2 separate regions of the Homo sapiens genome follow, and region 1 is linked to region 2. Evidence: chromatin contacts called from ENCODE Hi-C data. All regions are on one chromosome and are shown on one strand. Each heading gives the region's core, a stretch centred on a gene start or an enhancer-like site at or near the end of the contact. The rest is flanking DNA. Distances are from core to core; before and after follow the strand shown. Region 1 holds the start of ZNF12 (zinc finger protein 12). Region 2 holds the start of CCZ1 (CCZ1 vacuolar protein trafficking and biogenesis associated).

Evidence for each region. A loop is a pair of places that touch in the nucleus more often than their neighbours do. Pooled maps may share reads with other maps.
Region 1: a loop to region 2 is called in a pooled map, with 14 times the contacts of the local background. The contact joins the promoter of ZNF12 here to the promoter of CCZ1 in region 2. A Hi-C loop is called at or near these places in 5 of 50 pooled maps.

The regions. Positions count from the first base shown.
Region 1 is chr7:6,702,194-6,709,285 of GRCh38, forward strand. It overlaps ZNF12 (zinc finger protein 12), which reads right to left and starts at 4,754. Exons shown (of 5, transcript NM_016265.4): 1 at 4,239-4,754; 2 at 2,966-3,030. The coding sequence starts at 2,980. RefSeq lists a silencer at 4,370-4,729 and an enhancer at 4,423-4,922.
Region 2 is chr7:5,895,574-5,899,982 of GRCh38, forward strand. CCZ1 (CCZ1 vacuolar protein trafficking and biogenesis associated) reads left to right here and starts at 3,160. Exons shown (of 15, transcript NM_015622.6): 1 at 3,160-3,346. The coding sequence starts at 3,227. RefSeq lists an enhancer at 2,298-2,377.

The DNA of each region.
Region 1 (7,092 bases), core at 3,504-6,003, 810 kb after region 2:
TGCACGCTCCTGGTTCTCCCTCTAGCCTGACCAGTAGCACCTTCCCAGTTCCTCCTTCTCTACCAGACTGCACATGGGAGAGTACCAGATTCGTCTCCCAAACTCCACAAACACACACACACACACACACACCAGATTCGTCTCCCAAACTACACACACGCACACACACCAGATTCATCTCCCAAACTCCACACACACACACACAACCAGATTCGTCTCCCAAACTACACGCACGCACACACACCAGATTCATCTCCCAAACTCCACACGCACCAGATTCGTCTCCCAAACTCCACACACACACACACACACACAGATTTATCTCCCAAACTGCACACACACACACACACACATGAGATGCGTCTCCCAAACTACACACACACACATACACGAGATGCGTCTCCCAAACTACACACACACACACCCACACGAGATGTGTCTCCCAAACTACACACACACACAGAGATATATCTCCCAAACTACACACACACACACACACACACATATGAGATGTGTCTCCCAAACTACACACACACACACACACGAGATGTGTCTCCCAAACTACACACACACACACACACACACACACACACACACCGAGCAGATTTGTGTGTCAAAATACACACACACACACCCAGAGAGATATATCTCAAAATCCACACACACACACACACAACAGAGTTGTGTCTCAAACTCTACACACACACACCCCCTAGAGTGGTGTCCCAAACCACACACACACACACACCAGATTCGTGTCCCAAAACACACACACACACACACACACCTGCCTTCTTGATGCTGCCACTCATTGCATACTAACACAGCTAACACAGCTCCCAAACTACACACACACACACACACACACACACCCCTACCTGCCTTCCTGATGCTGCCACTCACTGCATACCAACACAGCCCAAATTTTAAACATCTGAAACCTAATTCTGGCCTTTTCTCAAGCCTGCTTTACCCACAGTCTTCCCCATCCCAGCTTCAGGCAACCTCATTTTCGTAGTAGCCACTCTGGGAGCCACGCAAGTGCTTTTCCCATGGGGGAAGCACGATATGATGAACACTTCAGGAGAAATACTCGACATGGGAAATGCAATATGCCTGGGCTTGTGGAGGAAAGTAGCAGTATAGAAAGAAAATCTCTACAACAGTAGAGAGGCCAAAAAATAAGCTATTTTTACAACAGCAGGGAGGGGATAGGGGACAGGATAAAAACCATCTAGAATATGACATGTACAAACTCAAAACAATCGCGAGGTCAGAAAATGGACAACTTTAGAAAGAATCCCATCTTTCTCGATAGGGCTACAGGCTGGACGATGGAACAATGAATCAATAGGAACAAGAGAAGGCATAGGTGGGGGGGCTCCAAATAATTATTCTGAACCTGCTGCATCTATGACCTTGAGGGGTCCTTTGGACACACTCCAAAGAAATGCTAAGCAGGTGGCTGGACAGTTCTATGTGGGAAAACCAACACAGAGCTGGTAGTTAGAAGCACAGGAGGGTGACATCAGATAGGTACAGAGTCGTGAGCCAAGAGTGGACACCAACACATGAAGACCAAAGAAATCATCAATTTCAGGAAGCAGGCAAGAAGAGAAAGGGCACTCAAACTGACAGAGCAAACTGCAGAGTGGGCCAAGGCAAAGATGCAAATGTCCACTAAGAGCATGTGCTGGATTATTGGCAACCTTTTCCAACAAGGTCAGGGGAGTGGTAGGGACAGGACCAAGACCACAGGCTATGGGATAAAATGGGCATCTATGCCAGAGATTTATTATGGTCCTTTCTGCTGTGCAACCCAGATAAACTAAGAGAAATATTTAGGGAGGCGGCTTGGCATGGTGGCTCACACCTATAATCCCAGCACTTTGGGAGGTCAAGGTGGGCAAATCACTTGGCACTTGAGGTCAGGAGTTCGAGACCAGCTTGGCCCAAGTGCTTCTGAAACCCCGTCTCTACTAAAAAAATACAAAAATGAGCTGGGTGTGGTGGCAGGTGCCTGTAATCGCAGCTACTCGGGAGGCTAAGGCAGGAGAATCGCTTGAATCAGGGATAGCGCCACTGCACTCCAGCCTGGGCAACAGAGTGAGACTCCATCTTTAAAAAAAAAAAAGAAAAGAAAATATTTAGGGAGACTAATTTAAGGGTGAGAAGGCCATTTCTGCAACGGATAGAGCAGTAAAAAGAATCTACCTTTGAGACAACAATGTTTTAGTTACTAGAAATATTATGGGCTGGGCGCAGTGGCTCATGCCTGTAAGCTCAGCACTTTGGGAGGCCGAGGCGGGTGGATCACCTGAGCTCAGGAGTTCGAGAGCAGCCTGGCCAACATGGTGAAACCCTGTCTCTACTTTAAAAAAAAAAAAAAAAAAAAAAAAGGCCGGGTGTGGTGGCAGATGCCTGTAATCCCAGCTACTCCAGAGGCTGAGGCAGGAGAATCACTTGAACCTGGGAGGTGGAGGTTGCACTGAGCTGAGATAGCGCCACTGCACTCCAGCCTGGTGACAGAGCGCAATACTTGGTCTCAAAAAAAAAAAAAAAAAAAAAAAAAAAAAAAGAAAGGCAAGAATTGCAATGGTTCAAGGGTTATTATTTAGGAAAGCTGTTGATAATGATCTCAGAGGAATCTTTAAAATTCATGCAAAAACAAAAGTGATTCTGCTTACGGTCAATGTAAGTCAAGGAATGGATGGTATTTATCATTTTTTGTGATAAATGCCAAGAACATAAGACGCTTGTACTCTGACTTCAAGAACTCTTTAAGGATCACGCTATCTGCGCATATGAATATGATAAAAAGGCTTGGTGCTGATGGCTACTGTTCTGTCTGACCAAATCTTGTATCTATTTCTACTTTCCCATTTTAAACTTTGAACCCTTAATCTCCTCCTAAGGTGTATTGTAAATCAGAGTAGAGAATAAATACATGAACAGAAACACTCACCAGGGATTTATTCATTTTCTGCTGCTCTTGGAAAAATCTGGAGGACTGTGAAAGCGGAGGCAGATCTGGGGAAGGAAAACCCAAGCCATGGCGTTATGAGCGGTCTGGCCTGCCAAGGCGGTCATCTCCCGCCCAAAACCTACACAGAAAGTTCCAAGAAGTACATCTTGTGGGAGACTGTCCCTTTAAGCCTTCAGAAGGGATTGGAAAATGATCAGGAGGGGGACCGATCTGCACATTTGAAACTCACACATGGCTACCTTGTGACTGAGTGGATGAGATTCTCATGGTGAATGAATACTGGATCCTACTGAAATAATCTGCCATCATTAAATGCAAGATTTAAAAAGGAATTCTGGTGACCAGCCTGGCCAACATGGTGAAACCCCATGTCTAGTAAAAATACAAAAATTAGCTGGGCGTGGTGGCGGGCGCCTGTAACCCCAGCTACTCGGGAGGCTGAGGCAGGAGAATCGCTTGAACCCGGGAGGCGGAGGTTGCAGTGAGCTGGGATGGCACCATTGCACTCCAGCCTGGGCAACAAAGCGAAACTTGTCTCAAAAACAAACAAACAAACAAACAAAAAACAAACAACAAAAAATGAATTCTGTAATACTCATCTATTTTCTTACTCTTTTAAATAAAGATCAGAAAATCCACAGGATGCCCTAAATAAAGGAATACAGTCGGCATAATTGAGTCTTTATTTGCAGAAACTTCAGTGTGCTACTCAAAAGGATCTTTTATTGAAGAACTTACGCTCACTTAACTAGGATACGGGGGACAGAACACTGGCCTGGGAGATAAAACTCCAGAGTTCTACTATGAGCAACTCCACCCACAAAACCTCGGACAAGTCACCCACCTGCTAAGGCCCTTCCCCTAGCAAATGAGGCAGCAAGAGATAGTTCCTGCAGGCTGTTCCTGCACTACAACGTATGATTCCACAAGAGCAGACCTAAGGGGGAATCAGCACTTAAATGAGAGAACAGAGGTGCTGACGGACGTTTAGATACGGTAGCAATCTGGAGCAGAGAGAGGAGGAAGGGCTGCTGGGGTGAGGGGGGAGTGGAGACAACGTCCGCAGCTGAGGCTGGTGACACCCCCCACGCCCCCGTAAGCCTCGTCCTCGCCGGACCCTGCCTTCAAACCCAAACACACGTCACTCCTGCAAGCGATCGAGACCTTCCACTGTCCCTCACTCTAAGGTGCCCTACACGCGGTGACTTCACCCAGGCCCTTCTCGCCCCGGGCCCGCAAACCCACGACTTACCCTCCTGGGGCTCCGCAGCCTCTGCCCCACCGCTCCCGACAGGCCGGGGCGGGATTGCTGTCGCGGGCGCGCGTCTGCTCGCGAGGTCCCTTCCTGTCCACCTCACCAAGGCCGTTCTGCTCCAGAGGGGCCCGGGCCGGGCCTACGGGACAAATCCAGGCGGGGCGTCCCTCCCGGAGCCCAGATCCGTCTCCCTGGGGCTCACCGTCCTGCGGAGCCGGGGCCGGGCCGTCGAGGACGCACACGGGCCGGGCCCGGGTCCCGCCGCCCCTTCGCCTCCGCCGTCGTCACCGCCCGGCCGGCCCCTTGGGCCCCAGCGCCGTCGGCTCCGGGGGTCGTGCTCGGGGATCCCCGCTTGAGCCTCCGCCTGGCCCGCACAGCCCCGCGCCCGCTTGGGTGCCGGCCCGGCTCTTCGGCGCCCAGCCCCGCAGGCTCCGCGATTCTCGCCCACCGGAGGCCAAAGCCTGGGAACTAGGGCGAGCGGTGACCTGGGGACGCACAGGAAGCGAGGGCACTGCGGCCGCGGCGCGCATGCGCGAACACGCACACAGAGAGGGGTGCACATGCGCAGGAATGCACCGGAAGTCCGCCTCCCGGGACCCGCCGCCGGTCCCAGGACAAATACCGTGACTCTATTTCCCATGAGCCTACGCGCTCCCCAAATTTAGGAGCCATTTGAAATGTCTCTATCTGGTCTAGCGGTTAAGAGGCTCTATGCTAAGAGAATTGGCAACGCCGAACCCCAGACTCAAATTTCTCCTTAGTTTAAGGGAACGTCTTCATGGGGATGTCTTGACTATCTTTAAGGGAACGTCTAGAAAGTCTCTGCTTCCTGTAGCATCTCGTAGACCATGCCTGGGCCAGTCCTGCCTTACCGGAGAGCTCAAGGCTTAAAATCAATGTCCATGTGCAACCGTGACAAATGGAACAAGAGGGTGCATCATGCTAGCTTATGATCACAATGACACATTTAACGAAAACTTCAGTAAATAGAGCCCATGGATGAAATAATAGAGGATTAGCCTGGGACAGGATACCATCCTCGCCCCAACAAGGAGAAAAAGAATTCCAGCTTTTCCAAATCACTTTGAATTAGTGATAGCTAGAAAACTCAGAGAATATGTACAGAATTGAAAGAAGAAAAAAATTAGCCAGAACTCTACTTCCTGAAGAGGATGAGGCAAGCAGAAGAAGAAATTTGCGTCTTAATGGAAAACGAAGCACATTTAGAAAGCCATGTTACTTGATTCCAACCCTGTTCCTTATCTTTGAGGTATTTTACACCTCTTTGAAAACTGTAGGTAATCGATGCAAGTTATGTTCTGTCTGGTGGAAGTTGGTTGACTTCCCACAATCCCCACTAGAGAAAATGCAGTTTTGACTGCATTTCTCCATTTACATAATCATTTCAATATTCCTGATCTGAAAATATGTCTGTTTCTCAGATTCTCTCTCTCTCTCTCTTTTTTTTTTTAATTTTGAGACAGGGTCTCACTCTGCTGTGCATGCTGGAGTTCAGTGGCGAGATCTTGGCTCACTGGTTCAAGGAATTCTCCTGCCTCAGCCTCCCAAGTAACTGGGATTACAGGTGCACACCACCAAGCCCGACTAATTTTTGAATTTTTAGTAGAGATGGGGGTTTCACCATGTTGGCCAGGCTGGTCTTAAACTCCTGACCTCAAGTGATCCACCCGCCTCAGCCTCCCAAAGTGCTGGGATTACAGGCATGAGCCACCATGTCCAGCCCTCAGATTCTCTTTTGAACCAGTTATAATATCTGCCTGTTTCCTCTTGAATTAAATAAAATCTTTAGCATGTGCTCATTTTTATATCTGTATCAGAGTCATGATTTTACTTTTATGTTTTAAGGTTTTCCAGGTCTTTGCAGAAGTCCCTGATGGAATCACATGACTGAGCCAGGAAAACCTCAGGACTGGAGTGCCTCATGAACTGTTGAAGCCCAGGTGAATCTTTTCTTGGCTCCCAGGAATGAGTCCAAAGTGCCAGTAGAAATTTGCTGGCTTCTCATTTTTCAGTAATTTCCCCATTTACCAATCCTGTGTTTTACTTTGGTTTGCATTTGTTTACATTGCTAGCATCACTGATTGGGACTTTGTTTGTTTTTGTTGTTTCAAGGCAAAGTCTCACTCTGCCGCCCAGGCTGGAGTGCAGGGGTACGATCTCGGCTCACTGCAACTTCTGCCTCCCAAGTTCAAGTGATTCTCCTGCCTCAACCTCCTGAGTAGCTGGGACTATAGGTGCATGCCACCATGCCCGACTAATTTTTGTATTTTTAGTAGAGACGGGGTTTTTCCATGTTGGCCAGACTGGTCTCGAACTCCTGACCTCAGGTGGTAGACTCGCCTCAGCTTCCCAAAGTGGTGGGATTACAGGCGTGAAGCACCGCGCTGGGCTAGGAATTTGGTTTTATGGTCTGATCACATGGTGATCTCTGTAATGAGATTAATGTTTGCAAAGACCTAATCTCTGTTGGGTGAGAGACATCAGAGTCTGATTTGTTATTCTATTTCTCTGTCTATTTTGAGCTGAAATCAATTAAGAATTTCATGCCCACTGGGAGGAGAAGAGCTCTTTCATATCTGGAAGGGTGAGTTTTTGCATTTTTGTGTTTACTCTTGACCCATGTCTGAAATTTTAGAATTGAAGCTGTAAGCTCTATTTCTTTGTATGTCTGTGTGTCTGTAATTTAGAAAGGTCTTTACCTCTGATTGTGTGAGTGTCTAATGTTTTTCCACCTCTGAATGGTATTATAGTAGATATAGAGTTTGTTTGTTTGTTTTTGAGACAGGGTCTCACTCTGTCGTCCAGGCTGAAGTGCAGTGTGTGCGATCAC
Region 2 (4,409 bases), core at 1,910-4,409:
ACTCACTTGTATAGCACCTTGTGCTTTATTTTTATTTATTTATTTATTTATTTATTTATTTATTTATTTTTTGAGGCAGAGTCTCACTCCATCCCGCTGCTGGAGTGCAGTGGCGCAATCTCAGCTCACTGCAACCTCCGCCTCCCAGGTTCAAGCAATTCTCCTGCCTCGGTCTCCCGAGTAGCTGGGACTACAGGCACCTGCCACCACGCATGGCTATTTATTTTTATTTTTTAGTAGAGACGATGTTTCACCATGTTGGGCCTCAAACTCCTGACCTCAAGTGATCTGCCAGCCTCGGCCTCCCAAAGTGCTGGGATTACAGGCATGAGCCACCACACCCAGCCAAAACATGTATTTCTCATGGAATAATTTCATGCACTAGAGCAAGCTAATTGGGAAAGTCAATAGCAAGGAGCAGTAGCAATCGTTTATGAAATAATGATGAGGTGCTGGCACCTGATGCACATTCATAGTCCCATTTAACTCTTCAAGTGAAACTCTCACTTGGCAGGAATTTACTATTAGCCATTTTCCAAATAAGAGATACAGACAAGAGAGTCTCCATCTCTTCTTTGGTGCAAGGAGATTGGTGCAGTCGGTGAGTGGCAAAAGTGGATATGTACCCAGATCTGTCTCCAGTCCAAATTCCAACTCATCACTTCCCTAAAAGTGGTCTATTCTGCCAGGCTGGATAAGGGAAGTGGTTCTGCTTCCAAACTTAATATGTGACAGATAAGGCAATCTAAACCAAAGTCTTCTTGAGCTTGGTCAAACCATATGCTGCCAAGGCTTGAATCCACATAACTGTAACAAGCCATCCCAACTATGCCACAACCCACACACCTCAAAGGCAAGGGAATCCCAGGCAGCAAGGTCCAGGAACAGCCACTCTGGGGAGTCTGCCACCTCTGATATTGCTCCCGTGGCACACACGGTGCCCCATCTGCCTCCAGACCTGCGCTGAAGGAATGGGGGAAAGGGGCAAACTTTGTAGGTGTGGGTGATCCAGTGGTCACTTGAGGTCTCTCAAACAAGGACTCTGTAGATGATGTTAATGGGCCAAACGGAATGCACATCTGCCCTTAAGTGTGTTTCTTTTCTTTCTTTTCTTCTTTCTTTCTTTCTTTTTTTTTTTTTTTTGTTGAGACAGGGTCTGGATCTGTTGCCCAGGCTGGAGTGTAGTGGTGCAATCTTGGCTCACTGCAACCTCCACCTACTGGGTTCAAGTAATTCTTCTGCCTCAAGCCTCCCAAGTAGCTGGAACCACAGGCATGTGCCACCACGCCTGGCTAGTTTTTTGTATTTTAGTAGAGACGGGGCTGGTCTGGAACTCCGGGCCTCAAGTGATCCACCCACCTTGGCCTCCCAAAGTGCTGGGATTACAGCTATGAGCCACCGTGGCTAGCCTTGTTTATTTCTAAATGAGGCTTCCTTTGTGTCTCTACATTTCCTTCTACAAAAAAAACTGCCATGGCACAGGGGCTTATGCCTACAATCCCAGCACTTGGAGAGCCCAAGGCCAGTGGATCACTTGAGTCCAGGAGTTCGAGACCAGCCTGGGTTAACATAGTGAGACCCCAGCTCTACGAAAAATTTAAAAATTAGCCAGCCATGGTGGCATGCACCTGTGGTCCCAGCTATTCGGGAGGCTGAGGTGGGAGGATCACTTGAGCCCAGGAGTTCCAGGCTGCAGTGACGTCTGATCTGGCCACTGCAATCCAGCCTGGGCAACAGAGCAAAGTGCTGTTTTAGAATAAAATACTTTTTAAATAAACTAAAAACAAAACAATGGACCTGGTGTGGGTGGCTCACATCTGTAATCCCAGCACTTTGGGAGGGCAGGTGAGGCAGAATAGGGAATGAGGGTAACCAAGGGTTAAGGCATAAACAAAAGAACAGCAGGTGCAGCCAGTTCTAGGCAAGATTAGGCAGCATAGAGGCCACGTGTTCATTCCCTCAATCAGAGGCTGATTGATGGACGACGGGGGGGGGGGCGGGGGGGAGGGTGACAGCCTCTGATTGACGGGGGGGGGGGGGGGGGCGGGTGCGCGTCTCCACTTCAGCCTCTGATTGGTCACAGGCCAATCCTTCAGAGGGTGTAACCAATCGGAGACCTCTAACGGGCACCTAGGGGCGTTACCTAATTCTTCCAGCTTAATAAAAATCCTAATGGGGGCTCTTGAGCTGTTTGCTCTAGCTTGCTCCTGCTCTGTGAGTTGTACTTTCGCTTCAATAAATCTGTTTCTTCCTTACTTCAGTTTTTTCTTTTGTTTCTTTTCGTTGCTTTGTTCTTTTGTTACTTTGTGCATTGCATTTTGTTCAGTTCTGTGTTCAACAAGCCAAGAACCTGGGCAATCCACGGTCAAGACCTTCCATCCAGTAGCAGAGGCAGGAGGATCCCCTGATGCCAAGAGTTAGAGAGCAGCCGGGGCAACAAAGTGAGACCCTGTCTCTACTATCTATCTATCTATTTTTTAATTATCTGGGCATGGTAGTGCATGCCTGTGGTCTCAGCTACTCCTCAGGCTGAGGTGGGAAGATCCCTTGAGCCCAGGAGTTGAGGCTGCAGTGAGCTATGATGGCACCACTGCACTGCAACCTGGGTGACAAAGCGAGATCTTGTCTCTAAATTAAATTTAAAACAATACCACCAAAACAACAACAGGCTGGGCGGTGGTGTCTCACGCCTGTAATCGGAGCACTTTGGGAGGCCGAAGTGGGAGACCATTTGAGGCCAGGAGTTCGAGAGCAGCCTGGGCAACACAGACCCCACCTCTACAAAAAAATAAAACTGGCCTTGGTGGCGCGCGCCTGTAATCCTAGCTACTTGGGAGGCTGAGGCAGGGGGATTGCTTGAGTCTCGGACGTTGAGGCTGCAGTGAGCTGAGATCGCGCCACTACACTCCAGCCTGGATGACAAACTGAGACCCTATCAGAAAAAACAACAACAAAAAAAAAACAGTGCCCGCTCGGTTTTTCCTGAAACGCGCAGCCCTCGCCTGTAGCCAGGAGAAAACTCCGCGAGCCAGGAAAACACAAACTCGGCCAGGAAACAGCCACCCGGGGGTGCCTGAAGAGGACGCTGCGAGGCGGATTCTTTTTCCGGGCCTGCGGCGAGCGCTTCCGGGGCGGTGGCGACGGAGGCGGAAGTGCGGTGTTTTAGCCGGTGGCTGCTGTCTCTGGGCGGGCCGTGGGAGGCTCCCGAGGTGGGGGCCGGGGCGGGATGGCTGCAGCGGCGGCCGGGGCCGGGAGCGGGCCCTGGGCGGCCCAGGAGAAGCAGTTCCCGCCGGCGCTGCTGAGTTTCTTCATCTACAACCCGCGCTTCGGGCCGCGCGAAGGACAGGTATGCGGAGGGGGCGGCGCGCGGGCGGGCGGCGCCGGTGTTCCCCGGGAAGGTGGCCCTGTGGTTCTGCCCACCTCGAGGGGCACTGACCTAGCCTGCATTGTGCCAGGTGCGAGTCCGGGCAGGGGGCTGCGGCGGGGACCTGACAGCAGGCAGGGACCGCTTCAGGTCCTAGGTCGATGGAATAAAGCCCCGTCGGGTCTATATCACTCCACACCCCAGGTTGAGGCTCTTTGCGCTTTGCTTTGCGTCAGTTCTGGGAAATTAAAATTGAACTTGGCTTTGTTAAGTGGGTAGTCCCCAACTAGAAGCGTGGAACCAGGGTGGCAGACGCTAGCCTTCAAATGATGCAAGCCTGGAGGTCCCTGTAATAGTTTTCGCCCAAATGAGGAAATAAATTAATTTCGGGAGGGGGGTGTGTGTGTGTGTGTGTGTGTGTGTGTGTGTGTGTGTGTGTGTGTGTGGTTTTTCTGAGGTGGGGACGGCGACTTTCTCAAAGGATGTCCGGAGCTGTGTTTTGTTTCCAGCAAGTCAGACTTCTGTTAAAGACTGTCCAGGCTGGGCGCTGTGACTCACGCCTGTAATCCCAGCACTTTAGGAGGCCGAGATGGGAGGATTGCTTGAGGCCAGGGGTTCCAGACCAGCCTGGGCAACATAGCAAGACCCCCAACTCTACAAAAAAAAAAAAAATTGAAAAGTGAGCCGGGCGTGGTGGCACGCACCTGTATTTCCAGTTACTCAGGAGGCTGAGGCCAGAGGATCGCTTGAGCCCAAGTGATTGAGGCTGCAGGTGAGCTGTAATAGCGCCACTGCACTACAGCCTGGGCAGCACAGACCCCATCTCCAGAAAAAGAAAAAAAAGCAACTTGTCAGTTCAAATGGCTGGGAACTGACTGGATTTAATTTTCAGGGAGCTATGTGTCTGCAGATGGGCACACCTTTATTTCTTACAAGCATTGGTGTATTACAAATTAGCACTAGGAAAGAAACCTAGAGACTTGAGTTTTCATAAAAATTACCTGGTGCTACTTCAGATGTGACTTACTGACTATCGAAATTGCCT